Linked DNA regions of Homo sapiens: regions 1 and 3 are each linked to region 2. Evidence: chromatin loops called from intact Hi-C (ENCODE). Cell type or tissue: endothelial cell of umbilical vein. All regions are shown on one strand. Each heading gives the region's core, and the rest is flanking DNA. Links, peaks and the distances in the headings are about the cores only. Region 1 has its middle 110 kb from the start of NUAK1. Region 2 overlaps CASC18 (cancer susceptibility 18). Region 3 overlaps NUAK1 (NUAK family kinase 1).

The links. Hi-C counts contacts between places; a loop is a spot of excess contacts. Peaks named below come from ENCODE experiments on the same cell type or tissue, not always from the same donor. Only the 100,000 strongest peaks of a DNase experiment are listed, where the experiment ranks them.
Region 1: a loop joins it to region 2, with 7 times the contacts of the local background. A loop is called at or near these places in 3 of 110 quality-filtered maps.
Region 3: it touches region 2 in a loop (6-fold over the local background); 2 of 110 quality-filtered maps call a loop at or near these places.

Annotation. Positions count from the first base shown.
Region 1 is chr12:106,025,536-106,035,964 of GRCh38, reverse strand. No RefSeq gene overlaps it. Among named protein-coding and RNA genes, the nearest start is that of NUAK1, 110 kb to the left of the region's middle. In endothelial cell of umbilical vein, for the core only: no CTCF peak of the experiment used is centred there; a DNase peak (open chromatin) is centred at 5,394; H3K27ac peaks cover 1,525 bases.
Region 2 is chr12:105,732,642-105,743,070 of GRCh38, reverse strand. It overlaps CASC18 (cancer susceptibility 18), which reads right to left. Exons shown (of 5, transcript NR_110109.1): 4 at 5,674-5,815; 5 at 1-1,315. LOC107984435 (a long non-coding RNA gene) reads left to right here. Exons shown (of 4, transcript XR_001749305.2): 3 at 166-242; 4 at 1,214-1,294. Among named protein-coding and RNA genes, the nearest start is that of CASC18, 34 kb to the right of the region's middle. RefSeq lists enhancers at 1,871-2,481, 2,482-3,093. In endothelial cell of umbilical vein, for the core only: no CTCF peak of the experiment used is centred there; DNase peaks (open chromatin) are centred at 1,880 and 4,860; H3K27ac peaks cover 1,188 bases; H3K27me3 peaks cover 3,288 bases.
Region 3 is chr12:106,059,471-106,069,899 of GRCh38, reverse strand. NUAK1 (NUAK family kinase 1) reads left to right here. Exons shown (of 7, transcript NM_014840.3): 7 at 1,945-6,555. The coding sequence ends at 3,098. Among named protein-coding and RNA genes, the nearest start is that of NUAK1, 74 kb to the left of the region's middle. In endothelial cell of umbilical vein, for the core only: no CTCF peak of the experiment used is centred there; DNase peaks (open chromatin) are centred at 3,569, 5,179 and 5,259; H3K27ac peaks cover 2,337 bases.

The DNA.
Region 1 (10,429 bases), core at 741-8,740, 290 kb before region 2:
AACTTCCACTGTGTTTCTCATGCTATATTTCCAGTATTGGGGCCTAGTAGATGCTCAATAAACTCTTCTGAAGGAGACAATGACCATGGTGATGGTGATAGTGACATTGACTATGTGGACTCAATAATCTCCTCTTTCCCAGCCTTCAGAAATTTTTTCTTTTCTAACCTGCCTCAGCTTCAGAGCTTCTCCCTGTGTCTCGCAGGAGTTTTGTGGGTCACAGGCAGTGCCGGTTGTAAAGAACACAGCCCATGGGGTGAGGAGATGACACAGCCTTTGGGAGGAAGACAGGGCTCGTGAAAGAGAGAGACGTGAAACAGCAGAGTTTTCTTGGCCTGAGGCCTGAGACGCTGCAGTGAGTTTATAGAATGCTAGCCAGTTATGATTGTTTGTTAAGGGACATTTACATATCATTCAATGTTGGCCAGGATCTTTTACAATCTTTTAATCAAATTTGCAAAGAACATTACAAACTTTTAAAAAAATTTACTATTAGTTATTAAACTGGCAGGAGTGTACCTGCATCAAAAAAAAAAAAAAAAAAGGGAACGCTTGATTTTGTGGGACTGGAATTGCTTTTCATCCTCTGATGCCTGGCTTCATGTCAGCTGGTTGTACTGAGGGTTAGGCCTTTAACATAATTTCTTTTGAGGGAGGACACAAGTCAAACCATAACAGTTCCTAATCATGACCAAAAAGACATTAGGAATCTCCACACTAAATTAGAAATACCATTTGATCCAGCAATCCCACTACTGGGTATCTACCCAGAGGAAGAAAAGTCATTATATGAAAAAGATACTTGCACACACATGTTTATAGCAGCACAACTCGCAATTGCAAAAATATCGAACCAGCCCAAATGCCCATCAATCAATGAGTGGATAAAGAAATTCTGGTGTATACATATACCATGGAATACTACTCAGCCATAAAGAGGAATGAATTAATGGCATTCGCCACAACCTGGATGGAACTGGAGACTATTATTCTAAGTGAAGTAACTCAGGAATGGAAAACAACCAAACATCGTATGTTCTCACTCATAAGTGGGAGCTAAGCTATGAAGATGCAAAGGCATAACAATGATACAATGGACTTTGGGGACTTGGGGGAAAGGGTGGGAGCGGGTAAGGGATAAAAAACTACAAATTTGGTGCAGTGTATACTGCTGCGGTGATGGGTGCACCACAATCTCACAAATCACCACTAAAGAACTTACTCATGAAACCAAATACCACCTGTTCCCCAAAACCAATGGAAATAAAACATTTTTAAAAAAGAGGACATTAGTCCACATGATTTCTTTTTGATTTGTTTTTTTCTGTGTGTTTGTGTTTGTGTTTTTGTTTTGTTTTGTTTTGTTTTGAGACGGTCTCACTCTGTTGCTCCAGCTGGAGTGCAATGGCGCAATCTTGGCTCTCTGCAACCTCTGCCTCCCACGTTCAAATGATTCTCATGCCTCAGCCACCTGAATAGCTGGGATTACAGGCACAGGCCACTACACTCCGGTAATTTGTGTATTTTTTGTAGAGATGGGGTTTCACCATGTTGCCCAGGCTGTTCTTAAACCCCTGAGCTCAAAGTGATCTACCTGCCTTGGCCTCCCAAAGTGTTGAGATTATGGGAGTGAGCCATTACACCTGGCATGTTATTTGTTTTGATGGAAGAAATGATGTTTTGCAATTGTAGCTTGCTCTGCAAAAAAAATAATGATGTATGTTAGGAACTTACAAAATTAGCTAATGTATCAGAAAGTCATATACAGTGGAATTTCTAGGCCAAAAAATAAGAATATTTTTAAGGATTTTGATTTTCATCACCTAATTTCCTCCAGAAAGACTGAGCTGTAATGCTCTCCATTAGAGCAATGGTAGGTGTTCCTCAAGGGCTGACGTCAGGCTTTATTATCTTTGTTTACTGGGCCATACCTGGCACCTATTAGGTGGGCAATACATATTTCAATGTAAAACACAATTTCTTCATTGTATTTCATTTCTCCATTAGTATGTGTCAAATATTGCATGGGATATACTTGAACTGAAAGATTATCTATTGTTTGAAATTCAAATTTAAGTAGGCATTTTGTGTTTTTATTTGCTCAATTTGGCAAAATCCGTTTGTACAATGGGAATAAAAGCAATCCCTCTCTCATGACCAGAATATGATCACCACAATCACTCAAGGCAGTCCCTAGCCCAGTGGCTGGCATGGAGTAGGCCCTCATCAAAAGATACTAAACAGAGACAAACATTTGTTTCTCTGTGCACTACTTGCCTTTGCAAGCAGCTGCCATTTATTTAAGCACTTAAGAAATCTCAGGCATTTTAGAGACATTATCTTAATCTTGTCCTTGCTCACTTAGCTTCAGTCACACTGGTCTCCTTTCTGTTACTCAGACACAAGCCAGCCTGTCCTGGCCCCAGGCTCTTTGCACAAAGTTCGCTCTGCCTAGACTGCTCTTGCCTCAACCCCTTTGCATAGCTGCCTCTTTTCACTGTTCAGGTCTTAGATCGAATCTTATTCCTCAGGGAAGACATCATGCTCAGCCCATCAAAGCTTCCCTCTTCTTGCCCTCAAGCCACATGTGTGTCATCTCCGTGTCTCGCCATCTGCCTAACACTGCTTATTGTCCAAGGCAGAGCCCCAGACAGAGAGGCCATGGTCACAAAGTAGGTGGGAAAGTCAAGGGAACACTGTCAGTGACTCTTGTCAGACACTGGTGGCTCCAGGTGGCTCAGCTCTGTAGCATTTCAGAGGGCCTGGAATGAAGAATAAGTCAAGCTGTGAGCTCACCCAACCTGGGTAGGATGTGAGGAGGGCAGGAGATGTCACCGCGGGCACAGGAGAGAAAAGCAGCAGCGGCTGATGCCTCTTAGCTGGGAGGGGACATTGGTGAGCATAGTTGAGCCCCTGCCACCCCTGACTCCTCAAACTCATTGGAAGGAATGTGATTGGAGTTGGAGCTTCCCTGACTGTGTGAGGATGAAGCCAGATAAATTCTGTTTGTTAAGGCACTAGGTAGTGTGGAAAATTGTGGCTAAAATTATGACTCTTCTTCTTTAAGGGAGGAAGAGCATGGCTAACTGGACTAAGGCAGAGAGAGAGGTGAAGAATGCTGATTTCACTTAGCCCTCCACAGCAGCCCCATACAACATTTTTGTGGACTAAGGGTGATCTTAGCCAGTGAAAGACTTTTGGTCTTATCAGTCTCCTGGCTGTGTCAGTCCTGAGAGCATTTGGTGGTGGTGGTGGTGGGGTGGGGGTGTTGGGTATGTTGTAGTGTGGAGAGGAATCTTCCCTCCAGCCAACTAGTAGCTGGGTGCTTTGACCCAGACAGTTCTTTAGGAGAAATTTCTTCCCCTATTCTCATGTTTTCATGAGGAAATTTTGCCCCACTTTCCAGGAGGTAAAGAATTTGGAAGTAATGCACTTCCTACTTTTTTCTTGCTGGATCTTCCCTCAAGGGATGAGGAGAGCTTAATCTGATTGATGTTCACCTCTTCCTCTCTTTCTCCTTTCAGTTTGGCCTGTCTGCAGGATGTAGGCTTTCTTCCAGAGCTCCCATAGACAGCTGCTCAGGTGGTGCACTGCAAAACTCCAGGAGTGCATTTGCAGACAGGGAGCAAATGGCACCCTCTAGAGTGCAGAGTGCAGGCCCTGTATTCTCCTGCAACTCTAGCCTCCTGCCAAGGTGTAAACACCTTGGGATCAGATATGGGACATTTTCATCATCACAGAAATTTCCACCGAAGAACTTTGGGCTGGATTTAGGGAAAAGTTGCAAGAACCTATTTAACCAGGGGAAGTCGGCTGTGTCCTCTAATTAAGCAGTACCAAGATTATAGGTGATAGTTTATCCTCCATCGGACTTCTGTATTTATAATTTTAGATGTGCCCTGGGGGCAGTGAGGCAGAGGTGAGATTAATCCCTTTAAATCCTAACACAACCAAGTAAGGACAAAGGTATAATAGAACTGAGCCCTAAAAGAGGCACTGAAAGGGAGGGGCCCAGCTGCCAAGGGACTTGAGGATGCCACACCCAGCACACATTAGGACTGACCACCAAGAGAGATCTGAGGGAGGGAAAGTGGTAAAGTCTTTCAGAAACATAACCCATACAATGGCTCCAGAACCCTTGAGATCCAGATCAGATTGACTTGAAACCTCATTCCATCCCCTCAGCAGTTCGACTCTCTTCTCCAGGTTTCTTTTTTTTTGAGATGGCATCTCGCTCTGTCACCCATGCTGGAGTGCAGTGGTGCGATCCCAGCTCACTGCAACCTCCACCTCCAGGGTTCAAGTGATTCTCCTGCCTCAGCCTCCCAAGTATCTGGGACTACAGGTGCATGCCATCTGCCCAGCTAATTTTTGTGTTTTTTTAGTAGAGCTGGGATTTTACCATGTTGGCCAGGTTGGTCTCGAACTCGTGACCTCAGGTGATCCACCCGCCTTGGCCTCCCAAAGTGCTGGGATTATAGGCATGAGCAACTGCGCCTGACCTCTTCTCTAGATTTCTGAGTATTCTTGACATTCTCAGGGTCCTTTTCTGCTTGAGACTAACCTATCTGCACTACGTCAACCCAGACCTGACTTTCAGCCCCTTCTTTGATTTTGATGCATCCCCCTCCTATCCCCATGCCAAATATTTGAGAGGAAATATGGAATGATGGTGAACAGTGAGGACTCTGAAGTCACACTGCCTGGGCCTGTCACTTACTACTAGCTTTGGGACCTTGGGCAACTTACCAAACTGGTCTGTGCCTCAGTTTCCTCATCTGGGGAATTGGAATAATAATTGAGTTATTGTAAGAATTAGATGGATTAATTTGTGGAAAATCCTAGAACAGTTCCTAGCACATAATAGCCCTTTTAAAAGGGTTAGTCAGTATTTGTAGGTATATCGGATTTCATGAAAATTTGGAGTCGACAGAGAGAAATCAGACTGTGTACACTGCTGTAAACAATTCAAAATATGCAGTTAGCCATTCCTGGTGTTAAATGTCTGTTCAGCTTCCGGCAAGGAAAGTTCTGATTAGCCTCCTACTGTATATGGTACTGATCTCCCCTATGTCCCCCTTTTTTCTTCTCCCTTCTTTGGCTGGGCGTCTCCAGAGTGGGGGTCCCAGCTGGCTGGAGCAGGGTATGGGGTTTTATCATCCAAATCCCTGACTGCTATTTTACAATGAGTTTTTATCATTCCAGATTTACGACTTTTCATGCGTTTATGCCAGTGGCATTTCAGGCTAAAATAGCTGTTGTTATCTATTTCAGAGGAAGTGGGAGATGGGAGCTTGCATACGTCGTCTGTGAGTAATCGACTGCGGCTTTGAGTCAGTAATTCCTGCTCCCCTTTCTGCAGGGTCTAGGCTGGGGGCTGTAGTGCAGCTGATCTGAGGTTTATTCTGGGGTGTTGCCTAAGCCCAGTGTAAGCACCACTCCTCTTAGCAAAAAATAAAAGGACCTGGAGTGGTGAACATGGGAGGAACTGGCACTGGTCTTAGAGCAGAAAAGACACAGGTCTCATGCTAGCTCTGCTACTTACCAGCCCTGTGATCTTGGGCCGTTTACTTCACTTCTCTGGGTTTCAGTTTCCTGACATGCAAAACGCTATAGCAACCTTACAAGGCTTTTACTACACTGTAGTTCAGTAGAATAGTGTATTTAAAAGGCAATAGTGCATTTTAAAAACCTGGTATACAGTGGGTGCTCAATAAGCAGTAGTTTTAACTTACTTTATTCATTGCTCATACAATGTTTATGAGGTAGGTGTTCTTGCCTTATTTTGATAGGCAAATTGCTGCAGGTTAGGAAGCTAATAAACACTTGAGCCGGGCTGGCAGCTGAACAGTCTAATTCCAAATGTTATGGTTTTGCCTTTTATATATCACACAAAGAAATCCATGAATACATTCTCTTTGTCAAAACTCAACAATTCATAAGCATATAGAGTGAAAAGTTAAATTCATCCCTCATCTATTGACTCCATTCTCCTCCTTAAATATAATCACCATTAACAGTTCATTATGAGTATAGTTCATTTTCTATGAAGCTTCATAATTTTTAAACACTTTTAAAAAAGGAATGGGATCTATATCTATCATCTCTCTCTCTCTCTTTCTCTCTTTCTCTGTTTGTCTACATATCTATCTATCTACCTATCTAATCTATCTATCTACCTATCTATTTAACCAGTTTTGTGACTCATTTTTGACATGTAGCTCTATGTCGTGGAGACTTTTTCATACCAGTACATGTAACTTTGCATCATTCTTTGTAACCACTATTTAAGAGTCTGTAAAATGATTGTATGATAAATTATGTAATCAAGTTTAATTATTATAATCAGGTGTTAATGTAATCAGGTATTAATGATTTATCTATTGAAAAATGTTTGGATTGTGTACAGTGTTTTACTTTTTAACTTCACTTGCTGGTTTTAATTTGACAGGACTTGATTCTGATGTAGTTCACATCTGTCAATCTTTCTTGTTACAGCTACTGCATTTTGTGTCTTGCTTAGGAAGGTCTTCTCCCTGTCTCAAGGTTGTAAAAACATTCTCCTATGCTTTCTTCTAGAATGCTAAAAATCACACCGTAATGCTAGAAGTGAAACCCAAAACATACTTTGTCACTTAAAGTGTGGGGTCAGTGTTATCGAGCTGTTGAAGATGAGAACTAATTGCCAGCCACTGGTCATGTTGTGTCTGAATTCATTTGTTATGGAGCATACTTCGTAGTTTTGGTTTCTATGTTGAACTCTAGTGCATCTGGGATTTATTGTTTTGAATGGTGTGGAGTAGGATCTAATTTTATTTTTTCTTTTGTAAGAGGGCAGTCTTGTCAATACCATGTATTGGATAGTCTTTCCTTTCTCTTCTAATTTAAATGGTCACCATTATTATTATTATGGGTCTATTTCTGAAATCTCCTCTTCCATTTATATATATATCCATTTTGATATATGTATATATATAGGCTTAGTTATATTAATCATTTATTCTGTTCCATTGTTCTATACAGAAGCCAATACTATATTGGCAAAAAGTAAGTGTTCAAATAATGCTAAATATTTTTGACTGAATTAATGTAGTGAATTAAATAGATGCCTTACTTCATGATTCTCGTATTTCTTTGATTATGCTCCTAAATCTGATCTGTTAATATTTATTTGGAATTTTCATTAGTTTGGTGAAGATGGACTATGGTTTCTGAAATCTTACCTGCGAATATTTATTTGGAATTTTGCATTAGTTTGATAAAGATGGACTATAGTTTTCTAAATCTGACCTGTTAATATTTATTTGGAGTTCTGCATTAGTTTGGTGAAGATGGACTATGGTTTTCTAAATCTGACCTGTCAATATTTATTTTGAATTTTGCATTAGTTTGGTGAAGATGGACTACGGTTTTCTAAATCTTATCTGTTAATATTTATTTGGAATTTTGCATTAGTTTGGTAAAGATGGACTGTAGTTTTCTAAATGTAACCTGTCAATATTTATTTGGAATTTTGCATTGGTTTGGTGAAGTTGGACTATAGTTTTCTAATCTGACCTGTCAATATTTATTTGGAGTTTTGCATTGGTTTGGTAACAGTGAACTATTTTGCATTGGTTTGGTGAAGCTGGACTATGGTTTTTTTATTTGCGTGCTCTCCTTGTCTGGCTTTGGTATCAGTGAACGAGTCCCATAGTCTTTCACCAGATCACAACTCCTGTTTATTGAATTTCTACATATGTTAGTGACAGATTTTATTTCGGCTGTTGTGACAGTACTATAGCTCTGGAGCATCCGTGAGAGAATATAACTAAAGAAAAATTCAGATCTTGATCTTGGATGAGATTGCTGGAATCTGGGGGGTGTTGCAGACTGGATGGCTCGGCTCAATGGAGGAATCCAGGCATCAGTTCTAGGAGTATTGTGAACTTGCCTAAGGAGGGTGGCAGGGTATTGACTCCACCGTGTGTGTGTGTATGTGTGTGTGTGTCTTCATGCTATGTGTATGCATGAATATTTGCATATGCGTTTGTGTTAAGCCTGTATGCTTGAATGTACAGCATACACATGCAGGTATAACATGTGAATACGTGAATGAGTCTACATGCCTGTGAGTAGATGTATGTGTGTATGAATACATGTGTGTTGGGGTGGCTTGCTTGTGTGTGTATTGATGAAATTCCTGCCTCATTCCAGGGCTGGGCAAGATAATGCAGGGACTGCTTTGGCCTTCATGGATTTTGGGAGTGGGTGGATCAGATGGTCAAGGTGAGACACAACTGGGAAAAGCCAAAGCAGGGGAAGTAAGGCCCAGGGCTTCCAATATGGCTTTGCAAAAGTGATTTAATTTCTCTCAACCTCAGTCTCCTCACATAAAACATGGGAGAGACTCACCCCTGCCCTGTCCCCTCATGCCCTCGTGCTCAGTGTGAGACTCAGATGAGTTGACGTCTGTGAAAGCCCCTCACAGGTCAAAGCGGAAGGAAATGCCATCAAGGTCTGTTTTTTTTTTTTCCCAGATGTGCTGTCACTAACAAGGCTGGGGCAGTGACATGGTGACCCTAGTGCTGGGCTGTCAAACAAACACGTAGGAATGTGCATTACCCCAGGAGCCGGTACCCTCAGTGGCATGTCACAGGGCTTGGATACATCAAATGCAAGCCAACTTCACTTCTCTTTGTCTGTGGATATCAGTGCTTACTCTTCCTTCCCAACCCTCCCCTTGACACACAGATGAGCCAAGGCAGACAAGCTGCATCTCTCTCTGGAGCAAATGCTGGACATGCAGAACCAGCTTTGGAAGCTGCCTGTCAGGGCAACAGGAAAACTTCAACAACTCCCTCTTGCTGAACCTGCCCTGCACTGTCTGCTCACTTTCCCTTAGATAACTGTATTTGTCAGTTTAAAGGTGCCTGGGCTAGACTTCAGCAAAGTGGCCCCAACTGTGGTTCTCCTGCCCTAAACACTATGGCATGGTCATTGTGCTCTGCAGGGGTCTGCAGGAGTGAGGTCACCCATGCTGTCTGGCAGCTGAGGGTCAGGCAGCCAGAAGATGAGGGCAGCAAGGAAGACCTGCCACATGTGAGTGTGGGGTAACGTGGGAGAGTGCTGCCTTGCAGTGGCCCACCTGAACAAATGGTACCAAAACATCCAGTCAGATCATATTTTATGGGGAGTGTATTAGCACTCTTTCTGATATAAATGACGGAAAAGCAAAACAAAACACCCATACCAAATTAACTTAAGGAAAAGGCAAAATTTATTGGCTTAAGTATCTGGGAAGTCAAAATGTAAGTTTCAGGCATAGCTGGATCCAGGCATCAACCATCTTCAGAGTATACTCTCTCTCTCTCTCTCCATCTCTTTGCTCTTTTCCCCTCTGCATTTGGCTGCATTCCCTCCTCCTACAGACAGGTTAACTCTCTGTGATGGAGGAAGATGGCCACTAGAAGTTCTGACTTCACATCTTCCCAAGACCCCCTCAAACAGATAAACTTCCCAGACTGCTTTAGCAGAAAAGTCTCAATGAAGACTAATTTGCCTGACTTGGGTCATATGTCTATTGTGGTCCAATCACTGTGGCTGGAGAGACAAAATCTGACTGGCCATTGTGGATCACTGGCTCACCCCTGTAGCTGGAGTAGGGGGATTAACAGTTCCATGATAGCACTTGGAGTGGGGGATCCATGCATCCCCAAATGGAAGGGATGCTGGACAATCAAAATTTTCTTTCCTACAGAAAGAACAAATGCTGGTTCAATTGAAAGACTATGGGTTCCTTGATTTAAGCTACTTCCTGAGTAGCAACATTTTCCTACGTAGGCAACATTTTCCATTGCTTTGAAACCATCTGATAGTAAAAGGAATAACATGGGGTTATGGTCCTTACTGTTTATTAAGAGTATGGTGATTTCCCCCCAACATCTTACATTTCTAAGGCTGCTTGCAGTGTCATCACTGGAAGTTATTTATGCATGTCTATCTCTTTCTTGAAGTCTCGAGAACCCAGACTGGAAAGACGAGCCTAAAGATTCCGTGGATGTTACCTTCCTTCTGCTCTGATCATATTTGGGAAGAGGAAGTTCAATGTTTGGAGAAAATGCCTGAGAGGATCATTGATATGGTTTATAAATCTAGTAGAGCCAATATATTTCATTAGATTCTGGAGAGACCCACCCAGCTGGTAAAAGTCCTAGACATTTTATTCTTATGAAGAATCATTAAGAAAACTGGAGGTATTATTTATCTTGAAAAACAGAAGACATACTGTTACTAAAATTGCCTGAAATTATCACAAGTTGTGAGTCAGTGATGTTAAAATGAGTCTGTGTCATGGGTCAATGTTTAGGACCCTTATAGACCCTAATATATTTCCACAGATTAGTCCTCCCTATAGACAAAATTACTGCCAGTAGATTCTGGCCAGTAA
Region 2 (10,429 bases), core at 1,592-9,591:
TGTGTTCCACTCTGAACCACCATGGTTCACAGGACAGGCTCTCATCCTCCAAGGGGGCTTCTGATGCAAGTGGGTTGAAAGATGGACAGAAGCAGGCATATTCCAGGCACTTAAAAGTATGTTTATGATTTCACCTGTTCATCCTTTTGGGTTATTTGATTGCAGGCAACAGAAACAATCTTTGTCCAACCAGCAAAAGAGGGATTTGGAGAAAGAAAATGAAGCAGCTTATGGAACAGAAGGTAAAGCTGGAGAAGTAGGATTGGAGCATCTGGGGAGCAGACACTCATGGGTGTGGGCGGAGGGGAGCCTCTTCAGAGAACCACTGTCTGCTTGCTGGAATTTCAGCCATCTTCAGTCCCGTCAGGCACTCTGCTCAAGATTTCCATCCAGGGATAAGGGATGGGCCCTGTTTGAGTTTCAGGCTGCCCTTGGCCAGAGGCAAGGCGGACTTGGCTGCTAGACTATACACACTGGGGGAGGGATGGCTTCTCAAAGAGAAATCAAGATGTCCATAACAGAGGTCACTGTGTCGTGAAAAGATGAGCCTTATGGTGTCTTCCCAGTGACATTTTCTGTACGAGTCATGTGACTGTGTCCAGGACACGAGACAGGGTGGCCCAAGGACAAGCCCCTGGTCTCGGTATTATGTTTCCAGCTCCTCATTTCCTACTGAGTAGCCTAGGTTTCTGGGAATTATCCAGACCCAGATGGTATTTGTATTTCCAAGAGACCCAGCATTTCAAAGTCTGACATATGCCACACTCAGATAGTTATGAAAGCAAAGCCAAGCGACAATTGGGACCAGTTTTTTTCCAGACGTCTCTTTTTATCTAGATCTCAGTTACAGGGAGTCTGAAAAGTCCCATTATCTCAGCAGAGAAATCACGGCAGGCAAGTTTGCTACGGCTGTTTCATTTCTGTGTTGTCCAACAACTGCTCAAATCTCAATCCCTTCTCTCCAGTCAAATGCATCTTTTGGCCCAAATCCGGGGCTCCACATACATAGCTCCTAATATCTGGAACAGCCTCCACAGCCAAGTGAATGAGTCAGTCTTCTGAGTTGATTCAAATCCCCAGAGACTTAGTTCCAGAAGCTTCCAACAATGCCCTTAGGATGTATGACTAGGTCTGAACATTCAGTAAAGTGTGAGCTTGTGGCAGTCTCTGTATATAGACTCAGTTATCTGCATTCATCTGTCTCTTTTCCTAGGTCAGGAGAGTCCCAAGAAGAAGGATCATATCTGGTTTCCTCTTCTGCCTCTCCCCATGGTGTCTAGGAGAGTGCACACTCAGTCAGCATTGATAACTAACTCTGGTAAATAAAGAAAAGGCAAACATTAGGAGACAGAAAACCAGATACTAATCTCACTTTTACAAATGAGGGCAAGCCATCCAACCTCGGTGAGCCTCAGTCCTCTCATCTTTGTAATGGTGACCGTAAGAATTCATTCCACTTTCATGCCACACAGTGGTTACAATGCTTAAATGAGGAAGGTGACGTGAAAGTGGCTTATCATCTCAGCTATAGACATGCCACATTGCTATTAGGTCACCAAGGCACGCTAGAGACAATCAGAATAAAACCTGGGCAAGCTCAGTCAACCCTGGCAACCCTGGCATTCTGATACTCCTAGAACAGTGTCTTATGTTTATTCTTTTGGGGTAACATTTAAGCTTTGAGGCCACAGAGCAGAAGCCTTGCCATTTTATATTGAGCGCAGCAGTCAGCATATTAAAAACAAGGACTGCTGAACACCAGCTGCGATGAAATGCTTTATCAGAGGATGTTAAGAAGTCAGGCTCTTCCTTTCTCAGCAGTATTTTCTCTAATTTCTCTTTTCCCATCTGTCCCTACCACGAAGACACTTGTTCACACTCAGACTGCTTCCTGCCTGGACCCCTGCCACCTTCTCCTGCCTGACTTTCTATCTCTTGCCTCCTCATCCTGTCTCAGTGCCAGACAGCTCACGATGCCACTTTGCAATGCAACTTGGAACAGCTTCTGGGTTTCTGCACCAGCTGCCTTTTCTGTGTTGGGGGATAGAGATCTTAAAAATTGCCTTCTATATCGCTGCTTTGTTTCCTTCCATCCTTTCTTCCGCCTGTTTTGGATTTTGTTTTCTTTTTTCTTAAAATTGCCTGCTAAAAGCAAAAGCCAGAAGTGACTCCTTTACCTCCCGTTTTTTTTTTTCCTTTTTGTTGTGTTTAACATAAATCAATGTTCTCTGAAAACTAAAAGTCCCATATAACCAAAACTCCAGCACAGCAAAAGCATTTTGAAGTTTTGGCAGAAAGTCCTAGGAGAGTAAAACCAAAAGGAGCTCCTACATTGCAAACCTTTGCTGGGGTCCCCCAGCATTCAACAATGTACCCCCAGTGCTGAGTGTTTTGATCTTTAGGTCAAAAACTATGCAGGAGTTTTGCCCCCAGCTTTTCTCCTCCTAAACCTGAACCAAAATTCCTTTCTTTCTGACCATCTGGTCTCCTCATTTAACTTGGCCAAGCACAGCTTGACAATTCTCCCCTACTGCGATGGCACAAAGGGAAGCAAAAGAGACCTGAAATCAGCCTGATACAGTCTCAGACTTCAATTCCATGCTACTTAAGGTGAAATAAACCATCAAAGTGACATATTAGGAAACTATGAGCAGCAAAGCCATGTTCATTCAAAACTGAAGGCAGGGAAGAAACGGATTTAAAATAAACAGTTCTGGCCCTTTGGGAAGAAATGACTGGAAATTCTATCCCACTGAGCCTTACTTCAAAACAATAATGGCCAATCGCATTTGCATTATTCTTCACAGTTAACAGAGGACGTTTACAAATGGGAGGACATCAAAAGACAGCTAATAATAATTTATATTTGACTCCTCCTGTTCTCAAGGCTCTTTGAAATTGGAAACTTCCATTCATCCTCTCCCAAATTTTGGAAGTTGGAGAAAGCAAGAATTTATTCAATCATTTATTCATCTATTCAACTCTTGTCTATTGGATGTCTACGGTGTGCCTGCCACTGTTCTAGGCCCTGTGATATAAAGCAGTGAAAAAAACAGATGAGGTTGTAGCTCTCACTGAGCTTCTATTCTAGTAGGAAAATAGACAATAAGCAAATTGAACAAATATAGACTATGTCAGATGGGATAAGGTGGGGATAAAAGTAGAAAACAAAAATAAAGCCAGGTAAAGGGTACAGAGAGTCATAGGGGAGTGGATACTGTTTTCTGTAGGGTGGTCCCGATGAAGTGGTGTTTGAGCAGAGACTTAAGGAACAAAGGGTCCAGATGAGAGGAAGGGCCCAGCCAGAAAGGAAGCAATGACTCTTGAGAACAAGGCATGGAAGGCCTTGTTGGACACTGCAAAGACGTTGGCTTTCAGCCTGAGCGAGTGGGAAGGCTTTACCCAGTTTTCAGCAGAGTAACATGATCTGACTTACATTTTGAAAGGGTTCCTCTTGCAGACACTGTGCACTATCCCTAGTAACCATTCCTTCCTTCCTTCATGATAGAAAACCCACAATTTTAGCTGGATGCATGGCATCACAGAATAAAGACTATATTTCCCAGCCTTCCCTGCAGGCAGGTATAGCCGTAACACTAAGTCTGGCCAATGGACCAGTGGAAGTGTGATGGGGTAATTCAAAAGTCATGCTTAAAAGATAGGTGGTTTTGACCTTTTCCTTCTTTACTTTGTTCTTCATCCTCTGCCTAGAATGCAGATGTGACGGTTGATAGACCAGCTGCTATATTGGACTATGAAGACAAGGGTCACCCCTCTGGATCGGACAGTGTGGAGTTAGAAGAAGCTCAGCTCCCTGAGGATTTTGTGGAGTACATCCATACCAGCCCATACAGGCTGACTGCAGACATTAATTTTATGTCATGCCCCTGGAAGCTGAGCCCAGTTCAAATGGCTGCTATCTTTCTATCTACTGTGTAGAGAATACTGGAGGGACAAGAGTGAAAATAGGGATAATCTCTATTTCATACATAGGAACCCTGAAGCCTGAAGAAGTTAAATGAAGTACATTAGGATTGTGGGTAAAAGTACTGGCTTTAAAGTTAGTAAACTTGTCTGTATTTAAATCCTGCCTCCAATACTTCCTAACCTTGTAACCTTGAGCAATTCCTTAGCCTGGGTAAGCCTGATTTCCTCATCTGTAGAATGGGATGATAACAGTGCCTATCTTAGACTATGATTGTGTGTATTAAATAAAATAAACCATGAAAAGACCTAACACAGCCTGATAGAATTGGCATTCCTCGCCTGCCAGTTCCCTGTCCCTCCTTCGCCGGACCCTTTCCCACCTCTTGCATCTGTCCAGGAAATGGTGATCCTTCCAAGGTGGGTGAACAGCGCAATCAGTTAAGAGAAATGCCTTTTGTTACGAAGAGAGGGCAAAAAGAGGGAGAGAAGGGAGAAAGAAGGAAGCCTTAGCACACGAATGGATATGATGGACTTTCAAGTACCCAGAGGTTTCAGCTCACAAGAGACAAATGTCAGTAGTGAGCCTGGAGTACTGAGAGATCTAAGAAAAGAAGGCCGGAAGTTCAGCCGTCAGCCTCCAAGCTGTTCCCTTGCCAATCCCCTTCTTTTTTCTCCCTTTCTCTATCACCTCTTCTCTTTCCTCTTCCAAAATAAAAGTAGGAAGCGTGAAAAGCTTGGTAAATCATCTGGTTTTCAGGCTGTTTTTCCTTGGAGTGGCTAAGACTGCTTTTTATTGGCTTGGCAGGATGTTTTGAGATTGTGTGGCGAGGACTCCTCTGTGTGTGTGCCCGTGTGTGTGTGCGCGCGCGTGTGAGTGTTTATCTGAGTACTGGGCTTTGGAATGCAAAGTAGCACATACGTGTTTCCTTTTTGGTAGCAGATTCTCTTCCTAATTATGTTTTGCTCAGGCTAATATTAAAACGAATTGGTTTCCTCTGACAACAATAAGTGTAATAATAACAGGAAATTGCCCAGAATCACACAATAACAAAAATAGAGCCAGAGAGGAAGCAACAAGACTCTTGAGAACATTTTGCTGATCTACTTTTCCATTCCATTTTGTCCATGTATTCCATCTCTTCATTGATTCAGAAAACTATGCTTATTACTGGTGAGATTAATGGGAAGCCTGAAAAAAATTCAACTTACTCTCTTTAATCAGAAATTTGTGAACCACTAAATATCAAAAATTAGAAAAAAAAGATGCATGTCAGCTTCTGTATAAAGATTGACCTGTATTCTACCCAATACCACTCTTTTGTAAGAAGGGTTAAGTCAAAATAACACTTCCATTAATTATCTTACATATCAAAGGTTCTGATAAATTCTGCAGTAAAACAACCTGGCTCAATGTGTCAAACCTAGCAAGGCCCAAATTTATTTGACCATGCAACTATCTTTTCCTTTTTTATTGACTACTTGTGAACTTTGAAATTAGGATTACAGAATACAAACCTTTCAACGTTTTCATTCTCAGGGAAATGCTCTACTTGTGTTCCGAATGCTGTCTCTGGGCATTTATTCTTAATATCATGCACATTAATTCTGCTATTTGGTTGCTTAAGCCTCTGTAAGGAGACTATTCTCTTAACAATAGCATATTCTATTCACCAACATAATTGATTCAAGCAGAAGTTTGGAAGATAAAATGCCTTTGCAAGCTGATTACCATCATCTTGACCTTACCTGATACATTCAGGAGGAGGAAAAGGGGTATCTCCATTCCAAAGCACTTTCTTCTTTGCCCTCCCTGCATGGGAAGTCTTTGGGGTCATTTCTACCAGTGGATGGAACCTCAGGCCAGTTTGCTTCCCACCACACACAGACCCTGTTTGTTAAGGAGAGAGATAAGCACCAGTAACAACCTCTGTACTTACTTAAATCTATGCGATGAAGGGTCCATAGTAATCCACCAGGGATTCACAGGGTGAATGGGTGGGTGAAGAATCTGGCTACAATAGCTATTTATAATTGATGCCAATAAAGCCCTTGAGTCTAGCCTGTGCGTGTATTAAATGAGATGACAGAAGACAAGGCCGTGGTCAGAGTTCAGGGAACCTGGTCTAAGTACACTCCAGGGGTCCAGGTTTGACCCGCAGACTTGGTACACACAGCAATCAACAATCAACCAGTTTGTCTGACTGATTAATGACAACTGCCAAAAGGGGTCACACACAAAGTACCAAAGCCCAGCTAAGCCCAAAAGGGGTCAGCTTGCTGGCCACAAAGCCTTTTTATTAAGTGAGACATCTGTTCAGATCTCTGTTGCCAATTAGGTCGTTATTAGATTCTGCTAACACATATTGATAGCTGATAGCGGGAGATGCCATTGAGAGGACACATTAGCACCTTCACCGCTAACTGTAAATCAGCCTGCTCTGTCTGCCTGAGAGCATCTGAATAAGCACCTCCCTCTGGCTTTCCCAGCTGGGGGTTCTCCCCTGTTCCTGGAATGAGGCACAGCCAGAGTGGCTGTCTAAACACCCAGCAACCAATCAGAGCATCCAGGGCAAAGGTATTGAGCTCCACAGAAACTTTTGTATAAAAACGTTCATTATTTTTATCTTTCTAAAGTAATACACACGTGGCAGAAAATTTAGAATATTGTAGGCAATCAAAAGAAAGGAAATCAAGATGACCTATAGTGTCATAATCTTGCTATCTCTCCTTAGAATTTTTTTTCTCTACACTTATTGTATTTCCACAGGGCTGAAATCATGCTGTTCCTGGCATACAAGCCTTTGTTTTACTCCATTCCAACCACACTGGCCCCCTTGAGATTCTCCCAACACGCCAGGCATATTTCCACCTCATGACCTTTGCATCTGCGGTTTTCCCCTCATGGAATGTTCTTCCCCCGGACCCTCCAATGACCAGCATTCACACCTGCGTCAGGTCACTGTTCAAATGTCGTTCCCTCCAAGAAACCTTCCTGACCAAATGAGCAAAAACAATTGTTTCTCTTTGCCATTCTTCGATTTCTTGTTCTGCTTTATTTTCCTTCAATGCACTACATGAGCTGATAGCATGTTTTATAGTCATTTGTTTGTTATCAGTATTTCCTACTGCAGTTTAAGCTCCACACAGGCAGATACTTTGCTTTGTTCACCATCAAATCCCTACAACCTAAAACATCGCCTGCCTGACCATAGCCAGTGTTCAATAAATATTTATTAAATAAGTGAATACATTTTGTTTTGTGGCTTGATTTTTTTCCCTTTAACAATATTGTACAGAGCCTTCAGGATCACTAAATATTCTTTAGTAAACTTTAAAAAAGACTACATCACATCCCATCCCATACTATGGCTGTATTATAATGAGTCTAATCAATTTCCAATGGTTGAACAGTTAGGTTAAATAGTCCCCCATCTTTTTTTTTTTTTTTTTTTTTTTTTTAAGAGAGAGAGGAACTTGCTCTGTTGCCCAGGATGGAGTGCGGCAGTGTGATCACCATTCACCGCATCCTCGAACTCCAGGCTCAAGTCATCCTCCCACCTCAGCCTCCAGAGTTGCTGGGACTACATTGGATGTCAACATGCTTACCCCACCCCCCACCCCCCCACCCCCCCACCCCCACCATCTTTTTTTCTCCCATTTTGAAACATATGTAGTACCTTGAAAGTATTTATGTGATTTGTCTGTACAGGGCAAACCTTGACCTTGAAGACTTGGTTGAAAGTTTAACTGGAGGAACAGTCATTGGTAAACCCTTGACCCAGAAAAAATTTGAATTCCTTTGATAGAGAAGGTAGTGAGGAGTGCACATCCCCAGCTGGCAGGATTGGCCACATTATTTTCAGTGGTCAGTGATGTGATAGTCACCTCACATGTGATTTCATGCAAGTACTCAAGCCTTGTGTAAAAGCAGAAAGCATACAGAGATATGTAGGTGTCGTGGGCTAAATTGTGCCCTCCCATTAACGTGTTGAAGCCCTAACCCCCGGTACCTCAGAGTGTGACTGCATTTGGAGATATGGTCTTTAAAGAGGTGATTAAATTATAAGGAGGGTGTGAGAGTGGCCTTGATCTAATCTGACTGATGTCTTTAAAGAAGATGACATTTGGACACAGAGAGAGATACCAGGGATGTACAGGCACAGAGGAAAGACCATGTGAAGACACAGGCAGAAGACAGCCATCTCTAAGTCAAGGAAAGGGGCTTCAGAAGAAGCCATCCCCATCAACACCTTGATCTTGTACTCCCAGATTCCAGAACTACGAGAAAATAAATTTCTGTTGTTTAAGCCACCTGGTCTGTGGTATTTTATTATAACAGTCAGAGTAAACTAGTACAGTAGGTAAGTGCAATGATGTTAAGATGTCTCTGAGCTGAGCGCCGTGGCTCACGTCTATAATCCCAGCACTTTGGGAGGCTGAGGTGGGCGGATCACCTGAGGTCAGGAGTTCAAGACTAGCCTGGCCAACGTGGCAGAACCCCGTCTCTACTAAAATACAAAAATTAGTCAGGCATGGTGGCGGGCGCCTGTAATCCCAGCTACTCAGGAGGCTGAGGCAAGAGAATTGCTTGAACCAGGAGGTGGAGGTTGCAGTGAGCCGAGATTGCTCCATTGTGCTCCAGCCTGGGCGACAAGAGCGAAACTCCGTCTCAAAAAAAAAAAAAAAAAAAAAAAAAAAAAAAAAAAAAAGATGTCTCTGAAAGGGGATTTGGGACTTGGTAAGTATATATTTTATTTCATCTCGAAGGTCACAATTTTCTATACAAACATTTCTAAAATTAAAATGAAAGTTGTTAGGTGCATATAAATCAATAGTTGAACATTTACTTAACATGTAACTTTTCTGGAGCTCTTGGTGGTAAAAAAATTAAACAACAAAAGTGAATTATCTGATCTCAAGAAATCAATGTAGATTTCAAATTACTGGTAATTTCTGTGCCTCTCGAGGGGATATTTTATTTCCACTCTAATTTGTCCACCTTTTTAACTGTTAATTAATTAATTTGACTAATATGTAGTAAGCACTTACTATGCAACCGTTCCTGTGGATACAGCAGTGTGCAAGATAGATGCTTCCCAACCATCATGGAATTTAAACTTATTGTGAGAGTTAAAATGACAGGCAATTGCAATAGGGCACCTCTAACTGGCAGAGGGAAGCTTCATTTCCTAAGTCAGGGGTTGGCAAGCTTTCTGTAAAGGGCCAGAAAAGAAATACTTAACAGCTTTGTGGACCATGCAGTCTCTATCTCAACTACTCAACTCTGCTGTTGTAGAGTGAAAGCAGCCATAGACAGTAGGTAAACAATGAGCATAGCTGTGTTCCAATAAAACTCTATTTACAAAAACAGGATGTAGGCCAGATTTGACTCAGGGGCATAGTTTGCTGACACCTGTCCTAAACTCTAAACTGGAGGATTGTATCACCGTTTTTTTTTTTTTTTTCCCCCTCAGGCCAATAGAAGACATCTCTGCATAAATAGCCTGTCAAGTGAGATGTGTCCAATAAAGCATGGATAGATTATTGGGCTCTGTAGCTTATGCAAGGGAACAGATGATTCTTGCAAGATCTGTCTGAGACCCCTAACTACACAAAACATGAAATTGCATATCCAGCTGGTTCTACCAGAAATATGAGGTGTGGTCACCTGAGCTTATGACACCAGTCCCTCCCTTCTCTAACTTTTTGGAACATTGAACACCACCCTTTCATATAATTCAAGGCAGCAATGCTGGTGGGTGATTGTGCCTAAAGTTTGGGGCTGGGCTGGGAGCCTCTGAGCATTGCTGTCCTCCATTAGGGCTTATTCGTGCTTCCTATCCAAGTTTCCAGTGCCTTTGCTCTCAAAACAGTACTTCTCACAAACCATGATTTGTGGCCTCAACTGCGTGTACCACACCCTGAAGTAAAACTTCCAGACCACATTAAAACATGGGTGTGCACAATTTCCAAAAATTTCTATGTAGAGTTGATCCACCTGGATATAGAAGTGGTATAAAGTCTTCAGTCCTGCAATTACAGGCTCTCTGAAGCCCTCACTTTCCAGTATAAAAAAGCACAACTAAGGTCCCAAATCATTGGGAACTGCATCATAATTATGACTGAACTTTCGAACATCATTCCACACGAAACAGTCGCTCAACAACAAGCAGGGACAAGGTGTGAGGCACGGAGGACAAACAACTTTTCATCACTGAGGAGCTCATTCATGCATTCAACAAACATTCATTCTCTGCTTGCTATGAGCCAGGCACTGTTCTAGGTGCTGGGTAAGACAAAAATCACTGCCCCGTGGAGATTACAGTCTGCACCCAGAAAAGCTTCCTGGTAGAAGAGACAATTGAACTGGGAAGGGTTTTATATTGCACAACTCCAGTGGGGTGCCTTTCACATCACAGACTATTTGAATAGCATTCTCTGGTCTACAGGCATACCACTCTGAATGCAGCCAATCTCGTCTGAATAGCATTCCCTGGAATTG
Region 3 (10,429 bases), core at 980-8,979, 330 kb before region 2:
TAGAGAGTGTGTACAGCTGGCCATCATTGGTCATTTTTGTTAACAAATGAAGTTAACATTGGCACTTCATTTATATACATACTATACACACGCATATATATATATGTATATCTGTATACCTACACATACACAGTTGATTCTCATTCATAGTAGTTATGTTCTACAAAGTTGCTACAAACACTGAATTTGTGAATATTGAACCATTGCTCTTAGGGGAAATAGAGGGTTAGGTTCCTGAGAGCCTCTGCTCACAATATTTTTGTTAACTGATTGATATATAACCTTGTTTTATGTGTGTCTCTGTTTAAAGACACCTTATTTAATCTATATTATTAATTCATTAACATCAAACTCAACAGCCAACAGCACTGTAACTCATGCCTAAACAAAACTGATCTAAGACACTTATCTTCTCCATAAGGCACATCACAGCCTTCTTGAGCTTAGGAACACTGAACAGTGCTTCAGCACTGTTTTAGGGAGGCATTTAAAAAGAGGAATCACCAATAAAAATTCCAAAAAATGTGAGAAATACAGCACTAAATAGACTGAGAAAAGGACAATTTGTATAATAGTATGAGAACTGAAATAAGAAGGCAGAGTGTTGCCTTGTTTGACCTCCGCTGTGAATACATATGTGTGTTGGGGTGACTCAAACTTTTTGCTGCTCTGTGCATATGCAAAAATGACTGCAAAAGAGCTGCGAATATTGATTTTGAGGTTACCAATAAATTTTAGCAAGTAGGCAAATTTGCAAATACAGACTCTATGGATAATCAGGCTAGACGGTTGTATGTGTATATATAGATATGCATTATCTCTCTCTCTATATATAATTTTTTCAACAAGCCAGCCTGTTCTTTTTGGAAAAATTCAGAGTGACCTCTAAAGTGGTCTTCTTTGCCTCACCAGCTAACTGATGCCAATGCGGTTCCTGGCACATTGTAGGCGTTCAAGAAATACTTATTGAATGACTGAGGATGATCATCTTGGTACTTTTCAGGGGTGTTTCTTGCCCCAGTCCCTATTACCAGGCCTTTGCCAGCTTCTCATTCGCTTACATAAGCAGCTGAGGGGAGGTGGCAGCTTCCAAGAATATAATTCACCCCAATTGGGGGAACACAGTTTGAACCTAAAAGTCAGTTTATAAGCTGTGAGAGTCAGTTGGTTCCTGTGGCCTTCTCAGCATCCCTTTAGGGGTTTTCCCTAATTCTCTGGCAGCAGAAATTTGCAGGTAGAATTTCCAGACAGGCTGTGAATGGGAAGCAGATATAGATCACTTCTCTGATCTGATAGCTCAGTAGAAGATGGCTTATGTCAGAGAGGGAAAGAAGGCAAGCTCACTGAGTGTTGGTCTCAGAACCTGGCCTGGACCTTGGGGCGAGGCCAGCTTTGGAGATGGCCACGCTTACTGCCCAGGTGTTCCAGGTAAGTGCCTCTGAGCCACACTCCATGTTCTGTCTCTGGCATGCTTTCCCAGTGACTGCAGGTGCTGTGTGTTTATACAAGCCCACCTTTGGAGGAATAAAGAAAGCCATGGTTATCTACACCTGTTTTTCCTCTGGTAAAATGATATTCGCCAAAGGAATGGTGGGGCACCTCTCAGGGTCAAGTCTGGATTCTTTCTTGGTTACCTGACCTTCCACATTTTCTAAAGATTCAAGATGATGAAAAGCTTAGTAGTTCTATGACATTTTCTCACTTACAGGGAAAACATGCCATGATGTGATGGCACCCTGGCCTGTGGTTCCAAGTCTTGATTATGCTTTTGATGGATGATCTGAAAGGCTGGGGCTTCCTGCTCCATAATGTGGCTGGACCAGGTCTCCAGATGGATTTGTCCTAGAGGGAGTGTGTGTCTTTCGTCACTCCTGGAGGGTCCCACTATCACAAAGCCAGAAGCTCCCACATAATGCCCGATTCTTTTTGTCCCTTGTCCCTTAGATGCTCGAGGACTCATACGGTGGATGCTGATGGTGAACCCCGATCGCCGGGCCACTATTGAGGACATTGCCAACCACTGGTGGGTGAACTGGGGCTATAAGAGCAGCGTGTGTGACTGTGATGCCCTCCATGACTCTGAGTCCCCACTCCTGGCTCGGATCATTGACTGGCACCACCGTTCCACAGGGCTGCAGGCTGACACCGAAGCCAAAATGAAGGGCCTGGCCAAACCCACGACCTCTGAGGTCATGCTAGAGCGGCAGCGGTCGCTGAAGAAATCCAAGAAAGAGAATGACTTTGCTCAGTCTGGTCAGGATGCAGTGCCTGAAAGCCCATCCAAGTTGAGTTCTAAGAGGCCCAAGGGGATCCTGAAGAAGCGAAGCAACAGCGAGCATCGCTCTCACAGCACTGGCTTCATTGAAGGTGTAGTTGGTCCTGCCTTACCCTCTACTTTCAAGATGGAGCAGGACTTGTGCAGGACTGGCGTGCTCCTCCCAAGCTCACCAGAGGCAGAGGTGCCGGGAAAACTCAGCCCCAAGCAGTCGGCCACGATGCCCAAGAAAGGCATCTTGAAAAAGACCCAGCAGAGAGAATCAGGTTACTACTCTTCCCCAGAGCGCAGTGAGTCTTCGGAGCTGTTGGACAGTAATGATGTGATGGGCAGCAGCATCCCCTCCCCCAGCCCCCCGGACCCAGCCAGGGTAACCTCCCACAGCCTCTCCTGCCGGAGGAAGGGCATCTTGAAACACAGCAGCAAATACTCAGCGGGCACCATGGACCCAGCCCTGGTCAGCCCTGAAATGCCCACACTGGAATCCCTGTCAGAGCCTGGTGTCCCTGCCGAGGGCCTCTCCCGGAGCTACAGCCGCCCTTCCAGTGTCATCAGCGATGACAGCGTGCTGTCCAGCGACTCTTTTGACTTGCTGGATTTGCAGGAGAATCGCCCTGCCCGCCAGCGCATCCGCAGCTGCGTCTCTGCAGAAAACTTCCTCCAGATCCAGGACTTTGAGGGGCTCCAGAACCGGCCCCGGCCCCAGTACCTGAAGCGGTACCGGAACCGGCTGGCAGACAGCAGCTTCTCCCTCCTCACAGACATGGATGATGTGACTCAGGTCTACAAGCAAGCGCTGGAGATCTGCAGCAAGCTCAACTAGCATTCCAGGGCGCCCAGGGGCGGGCGGGGGTACGAGGGAGGAAGGGGAGCAAGACTTGGGCTCACAGGCTGGTTACCTCTTTGCTGGCTGTGACAACAGACTGAAAAAGGATTGGCACTGTCTCACTTGGCCAAGTTTGCAGCCTTGAGCCAACACCTAAAAGGGAGAGGTGGGCTCTTCTGCCAGTTCTGTCAATTGTCAGTCAGAATTTGGGCCCTGTTTGGCATTTGCTTTATGGCACCTCCTAGAGGACCAGCTGTCCAGGGGAGGTGGTATTGACCGGCACTCAGTGGGTGGAGAGGAAGCATATGTGGAAGGAGCATTTCCTTAGAAGTCATCCAGATGCTTCTGGAGGAGGGGCAGGAGACACTTGGGCTGTTTGCCTTGGGTGAGCCCAAAGAACTTGCCCCTTTTCTCCTTGTATTAGCAAGCTAGGTCTGGCTGCGTGGAGCTGGCAAGTAGATTTCAGCAACTTGAGCTTGAGTTGACGATCAATTAATAGTGGCTGCCAGTTGTGCTGGCGTAAGTGGCCCACATCATGGGGAAGGAGTGCTGTGATTGACTAGTAATGGCTACCACGGGAAAGGGAAGGGGAAGCAGTAGCACTAATGCTATGTAGTTGTCATCTTTGATCTGGCTAGGCCCTGGGAATCGGGTTTAGTCATCCTGTGGGATCTATGTTAACTCTTTCATGCCACTGGTGAGGCATTTGTTAATTTGCTACTCAACTTTGAGGAAAGACAGGGCCTTGGTCAGAGAGAGAATGCTCTGAACTCTGCTAAGGACATAGAGTCAGCCCATGGTGATTTAGCTCCTTGCTGTTCACCTCCTCTTTCCTGATGTCTGCCTTGCTCTACAGCACAACCTCTTGAGGGTGGACAGGGAGAAAGATGATGGTGTCAGAGGTCAAAACTATTATATATGACAGGGCACAAGATGGTCTGTGATCTTTGCACAGATGAATGGAAGTTGATGCACACCAACAAGAGGCAACTTGTCACTTTCTTTCTCAATATTAACTGGAATGCTGCCTCTTGGGTTCTCACCTGCATGGATGCTTTGAGTTGGACGTGATACTGTCCATATTCTCCAGAGGATTACCTGGCTGAACCATTGGCTCTGTTCACCAGTGACAGATGGTTTCCCCATCCACTGAGTGTAGCATCCTCAGAGGTAGGCAAGTTTGCTTCTAGGGAGTTAGCATGTAGATGGGATATTGGGATGAGGAAAGGAAAATCAGGTAGATGGTGCTTTTTTTCCCCCAAATCTAAGTATTCTATGTCATGGTTTTAAACTTTGCCATGAACTCCTGGGCTTTGGGGGAAGAGAAAGTTCCATTCATTTAAATGAATAAGGTGTTGAAAGAGTGCAGGGGGTTGGGAGGAAGCATGTAAGAGAGGGAACATTTCCTTAGATGTTACCCAGATGGTTCTGGGGGAGACAGAAAAGAGGTGCGGCAGGACTCTTATCTTAAAAAGTAAACAAAACAAAACAAAACAAAACAAAAAACTAGATATGTAATTTCTAAACACCCAGATCACAATGACAAGATGCCACTCCAACCATGGGACACCTTCATGATACTAGGTTTGTACTTCCTGGTCTCTGGGATGACTTCAGATTCTGCTGGCCAAGGCAAATTGAACTCAGTTCAAGATGGCCACCACTGGTAGACGTGTAGATAGAAAAGAGGACTGGTCTTGGGAACATCTTTGGAAAAACCAACAAACAATAGTTCTAGGGAGATGAGAAAAAAATTCACCTTACAGTGCTAAGAAAGTGCATTAGAATGGAATTGCCCTTTCCTTAAGGAGACAGTTTGGGCTCTCCCCTTGCCACCGGCTCTGGTGTTTTGGCTTATGCGTTCCTTCAGGTTGAGCTGAGCAGTGTGTTATGGGAAGCTGCTCAATTTCCTTTCATTCAATTCCACCTCCTTCCTGAACTCTAATAGAGGTTAAAAGGGAAAAAAAAAATTCTGTAGATAGCAAATTGTGTGTGTGGGGGGGGGTGGGGGTGTGGGTGCATGGAGGACAACCTGCAACTCTGAGCTCCCTACTTCCTGCCTCATTTCATGCAGTCTTTTCTGAACAGCCTATGCTGCTGCCCTGCTGGCCCCTTGTGCACGGCAGCTGGCCGTGTCCGTAGCTGTCAGTATGACTTAGATCTAGCTCCTACCTACTGGTTGATGTGTTTTTTCCTTTTGCCAAGTGATTGAGTCTGTTTAGTAGTTTCCATCATTCTAGTCTTTAAGTAAAAATGACACTATTGAGGAAAGTCAGTCTACTCCCTTCTTCCTCCCCCCAAACACGTGTTCTCTTTTGTCAGGAAACTCAGCCAGTGGACTGTGGCAGAGAAAGTCCTCCACTCAGAGGCAGAGACTGAGTTAAGTCATAGGTGGCCTTAGGCATCTGCATTGTTTGCAGGGGTTAAGTTTTCCTTCCAGTGAGGGCTGGAGGGATGAATTAGCTGGTACCTGAAGCCCCGCTTAGCTCTGACACTCTGCCAACATCCTCTGATTCTAGGTGTGGTGTTGACTGTCCTTTCAAGGAAAAACTTGCAATAGAGGGAAAAGCCATTAAAGCAGCTCCCTGCTTCATCATTAAGTCCTGTCATCCCTACCAGCCAATCCCAGTCAAAGAAGTTATGCTTTATTCACTTCTGTGGAATTACAAGTGAGAGACACTTTTAGGACCTGATGGACAAAGCAGGAGATTCACTGTCAGCTTTCCTGGTCCTCTCCTTACTTCTGTGGGCCTTGCACCGTCTTAGTTTACACATCTGCCAAAGGGGTAGAATTACACTTCTTTTTACAGGTAAATGTCAAGGCACAATCAGTTTTCAGGAAGTGCTTCAAGACCCCAGGTGAAATGAAAATGCTAAGTACCCTCTGAATGGCCATGCCTGTTACCAGGTGCTGCTTCTTCAGATGATGGGGAGCACTTTTCAGGGTGAAATTCAGGCGAGTTTTGCCCAGGCCTGCTGTCTTGAGTACAAATGTGAATGATCGACTGACTGCTTGTTGCCAAACTGGAAATGTTCTGTAGGGATTTACTGGCATGGTATCATTCCTAGAAGAAAAAAAGAGAGAAACTTGACTGCACATTAAAAAAAAAAAAAAATCCACATTGTGACTTTTATTTAATTTCTATTTTTTTTGGTAATAAAAAGTTGACTTTTTTATTTGAATTTGTCTTTTTTATTTATTGGTCTGAAAGGCATTTCAAAGGTATTATAATAATATATTGGTGTAATTTAATTGGTGCAACATGCTTTATGGCTCCTGTCAAAATTGGTTTTCACTCATTTGATTGGTTTGAGCCCAGAACAGCCTACAGGGGAAAAACAAGCTGGATAACCACCCAAAGTGTTTGTATTTTCGTTGGAAACTGATTTTTGTTTCATTTTGGTTTTTGTTTCTGTTTTTATTTTTAAATTAAATAAATTGCAATGAACTGAACCAGAGACCTTGCTTCTTTATTTGGTGGTTTTTTCTTAGTCAAGTAAGTGACAGAATCAATATAAGTAACAGAGACCTACCCAAATGAGCTTAAGCACAAAAGGGAATTTATTCGAAGTTCTTAGAAGAGGAAATGCATCTTGCAGTGCCGCTGGAATTAAGAATTGGAGTGGTGGATTGAAGAGGACAGTATACCCTCTTTTCTGCTTCTCTTTGCATATCAGCTTTCTTCTCCTTTTATAGCCTGGCTTTCTTCTCTCTGATTGTGGAACCCACCTTGGCTTATCCCGTAGCTTCCAAATTTACATGTTCTCAGTCTTGGTTTCCAAAAGAGACTACTCACCAGGTTCCTTAGTTCTGAACTGGAGACGTCATCAAAGGCTAACACTCAGCCACGCTCTTTCTCCACATTTCAGTTTCCTGTGCCTGCCCTTTCCCTAGGCACTCCCCTCTATCCCAAGGGCAGGAAGTTGCTAATCTGATTGGGATTAATCAGAGTCCAAGATCAGTGGGTCACGATTTCCTAATGGGGAAGGCCACTCACGGCTCTGCCTAGAATGACAGTATCTTGAGTCCCATTTTGCCACTGTTTCTTGTGTAAATAGACCCTCCAGAAAGCTCTTGGAAGGAGAGGTGCATCATAGAGCAAGATTGAAGAGTTCCTGGATCCTGGCCATAATATCAGGTGACATCAAACCCTACCCTAGTATCAAACATTAGAGAGTGATGCTGTGCACAGAATAGTAGTGTTTTAGGATCCATGCCAGAAAAGTCTGACTTTCCAAAGAAATTACAACTTGCACCCCTTTTCTAGTTTACTGGAAGAACATCTGATGTAGCATTGTCACATTTAGCAAATAAAACTACAGAATGCCTAGTTACATTTGAACTTCACATATACTATGAATAATTTTTCAATATAAGTGTGTTCCAGACAATATTTGGGTCATGCTTATACTAAAAAAAAAAAAAAAAGAAATTCAAATTTAACTGAGCATACTGTATACTATCTGGCAACCTAACCTGATAGGGCTTAGTTGTCCAAATTGACCAGGTGCTGGGTGTGGTAGGAGGTTGGGGAATGGATGCTTATAATTGTGGCTTGCCAAATTAGAACACGTTGGTGCCTCTCAGGTTGGGCTGAGGTTGGAAGAATTCCAAGTTCAGTCTGGACTTGATAATTGCAATTAAGTTGCTACACCTTTTTGGAACTCAGCTTTCTCAGCTGTCTAATGGGTATATTAATTGCTCTCTTATCCAACTCTAACAGGGCTACGAAAAAGAAGGAATGAGAGAAATTCTATGAAGTCACCTTGAGTATAAAACTCAATATGAATGAGAAACAATAGTCCTTTCTTTGCAGGGCAATAGTCACTGACTTAAAATAGGACATTTAAAGGCCTGTGGGCTTTTAATTCTTGCTTCAACCCCTGCCACCACTAGCAAATGGGCAGTAAGTTGCAGTTAGAGGGGCTGTAGGTCATTTGTGGAGTACGTTTACTTAGAAGTGTGACCCTTGGAAAATACATAATTCTGTATCCAGGCAGAAAGAATAGCCTGTGCATGGCCTAGAGGCTGGACCAAATGTGACATAGTAAGGGTAGTGAAAAAATAGGGGTGACTGTAGTGGCAGCAGTTGACATGTTGACAACTGTTGTGGGGTTAATGGGCAGTGGTCACTTTAAGGAGGAAAGTTGAGAGAACTAACATGTATTTAACTTCTACGTAATGCCCACTCCATCTTTATTCAGTAGCAAATGGCAGAAATCCACTCAGACCATATTAAGTAATGATTAATTTACTGCTTCATGGAACCGAGAAGCCCAAGTGTGTGTCTCAGGCACAGTTGGATCCAGGAGTTCAAGGGATCTCATTGGCCTCTTTTTCACTCACTCTCCCTGGATGAGGCTTTATTCTTAGGCAGGCCCTCTCCACATGGCAGCAAGACAGCTCCTGGCCAAAGCAGGGTTATGACGCTTTTTTAGAGTGTGATCCTCAAACCAGAGAGGTTCTTAATGTCCTAGCATTTAGGGAACAAGGAAGGACTGTGATTGGCTTTGTTTGGGTCATGTGTCTCCTCCTGGCCCATCACAGAGTCTGGGTGGAGAAGTGCTCTGATTGGCCAGCCTGGATCATGTACGCACCTTGTGGTATATTTAAATGACACGGAATCACACAGAATGTGGGAGAACAGCTCCCCAAAGGAAGGAATGCAGAGCCAACGATGTTAGTTACACTTTTTGGGCCTCAATTTCCTCACCCATATAATAGCATTAAATAATCGCTAATTTTCAGAGTTATTGTGAAGATTAAATGAAATAAAGTTCCTAACGTGGTGCCTGGCACATAGTGGATTTTTAATTTATACAGATAATCTCAGGGAAGACAACAGTAGTAATACATTAGAGAGAAGATATATTTGTTAGGAAGATTTTAGATGTAAAATCAGCTATAATATCAGAAAATTCAGCTGAAATTGGCTTAAACACTACAAGGGCTTTATCAGCTCATACACCTGGAATTCTAGAGGTTGGGGAGTTTCCCAGTTACTTGGGTCTAGTGAAAGAAGTTACATACACACCCCCCACAATTACATATAGTAAGTTCTATGGAAGAAATGGATATGGTACAGAGATAGAGGAGTAAGGGTGGGAGCTACCTCCTGCAGAAAGAGCATTCAGGGAAGGCATCTCTGAAGAGGTGACTTTTGGGCAGAGATCTGAAGATGAAGACTAGTCATATGTAAAGTGAGCATTCTGGGCAGAAAGAACAGTATCTGCAAGGGCCCTGGGGTCTTCACATTAGAGCTTTACAGGATTAGTTTCTGGTTCCATTGGCATAGGACAGCCATGATCCAGGGAACGTGATGTTTTGTTAAACATGTGTGGCCACGTTCTAATATGGACTGAATGTGATCGTTTGTGACTTTGTGTACAGATGGCTGCTTCCTTCAACAGGTGGTCCCCAGACAAATATACATGGCTAGATGTGTAGTTTTAAATGAGAATTGTTTCCGCTGCAGAAATTCACTGCCAATTTATTGAAATTTATGGAGAGGATGTTTTTAATCTACAGAATCATGCAAAGTTTGGGGTATGGAAGTGGAACAGCAGCGTTGCTATATGAAGACCAGAAAGTGCAGACAAAGGGGTTTTCACGTCACAAGCCTTGTCTCCTCCTGGCACAACTGTCTGGTTCCAGTAGGGGGTTGCCTGGGAAATTTGCAATCAACTTTGTTGTAAAATCATGAGTTATTTTCATCCTGATGAAAAATTTACACAGCCCTTCTCTACCTGACTGGGAATATCCATTGTACCTCGACCAGCTGGTTCCCCATCCACTCCCTGTACTAGTGTTTGTTTGTGAATTAGTCTGGACATACTATGTTATGCTGAAGTAGCAGACAAACCCTGAAATGTCAATGGCTCAATATAATAAACAACAATTTCTCACTACCACTAAGTCCAGTACAGGGCTGTTCTCTTTTCATGTCACCTTCAAGCAGGTGCTCAAACATCTGAGCTTCTTCTATCCTGTGGTTCTGACATCTCCAGGTTCTTCATTGCTAGCTGTGCAAATGAAGGAAAGAGCAGAAGTCAGAACCTTTTAAAGATGAGGCCTAGATGTGGTGTGCATCATTTGTGCCCACCTCCCATTGGTCAGAACTCAGCCATCTGACCTCGACCTAATCATAGACAGTCCTCAAGTCTATAGTACTTAAAAAGTGAAAAGTAAAATGGAATCAGACGAACACTTAGCAATGTTTCTGCCACGGCTTATTTTTGCTTCCCGGGGGAACTCTCACCGTTAAGAAAAATAATTATTGTTAGTATTAACCAAGTGCTTACCCGGCAGCAGTCCGTATGCCTACCCT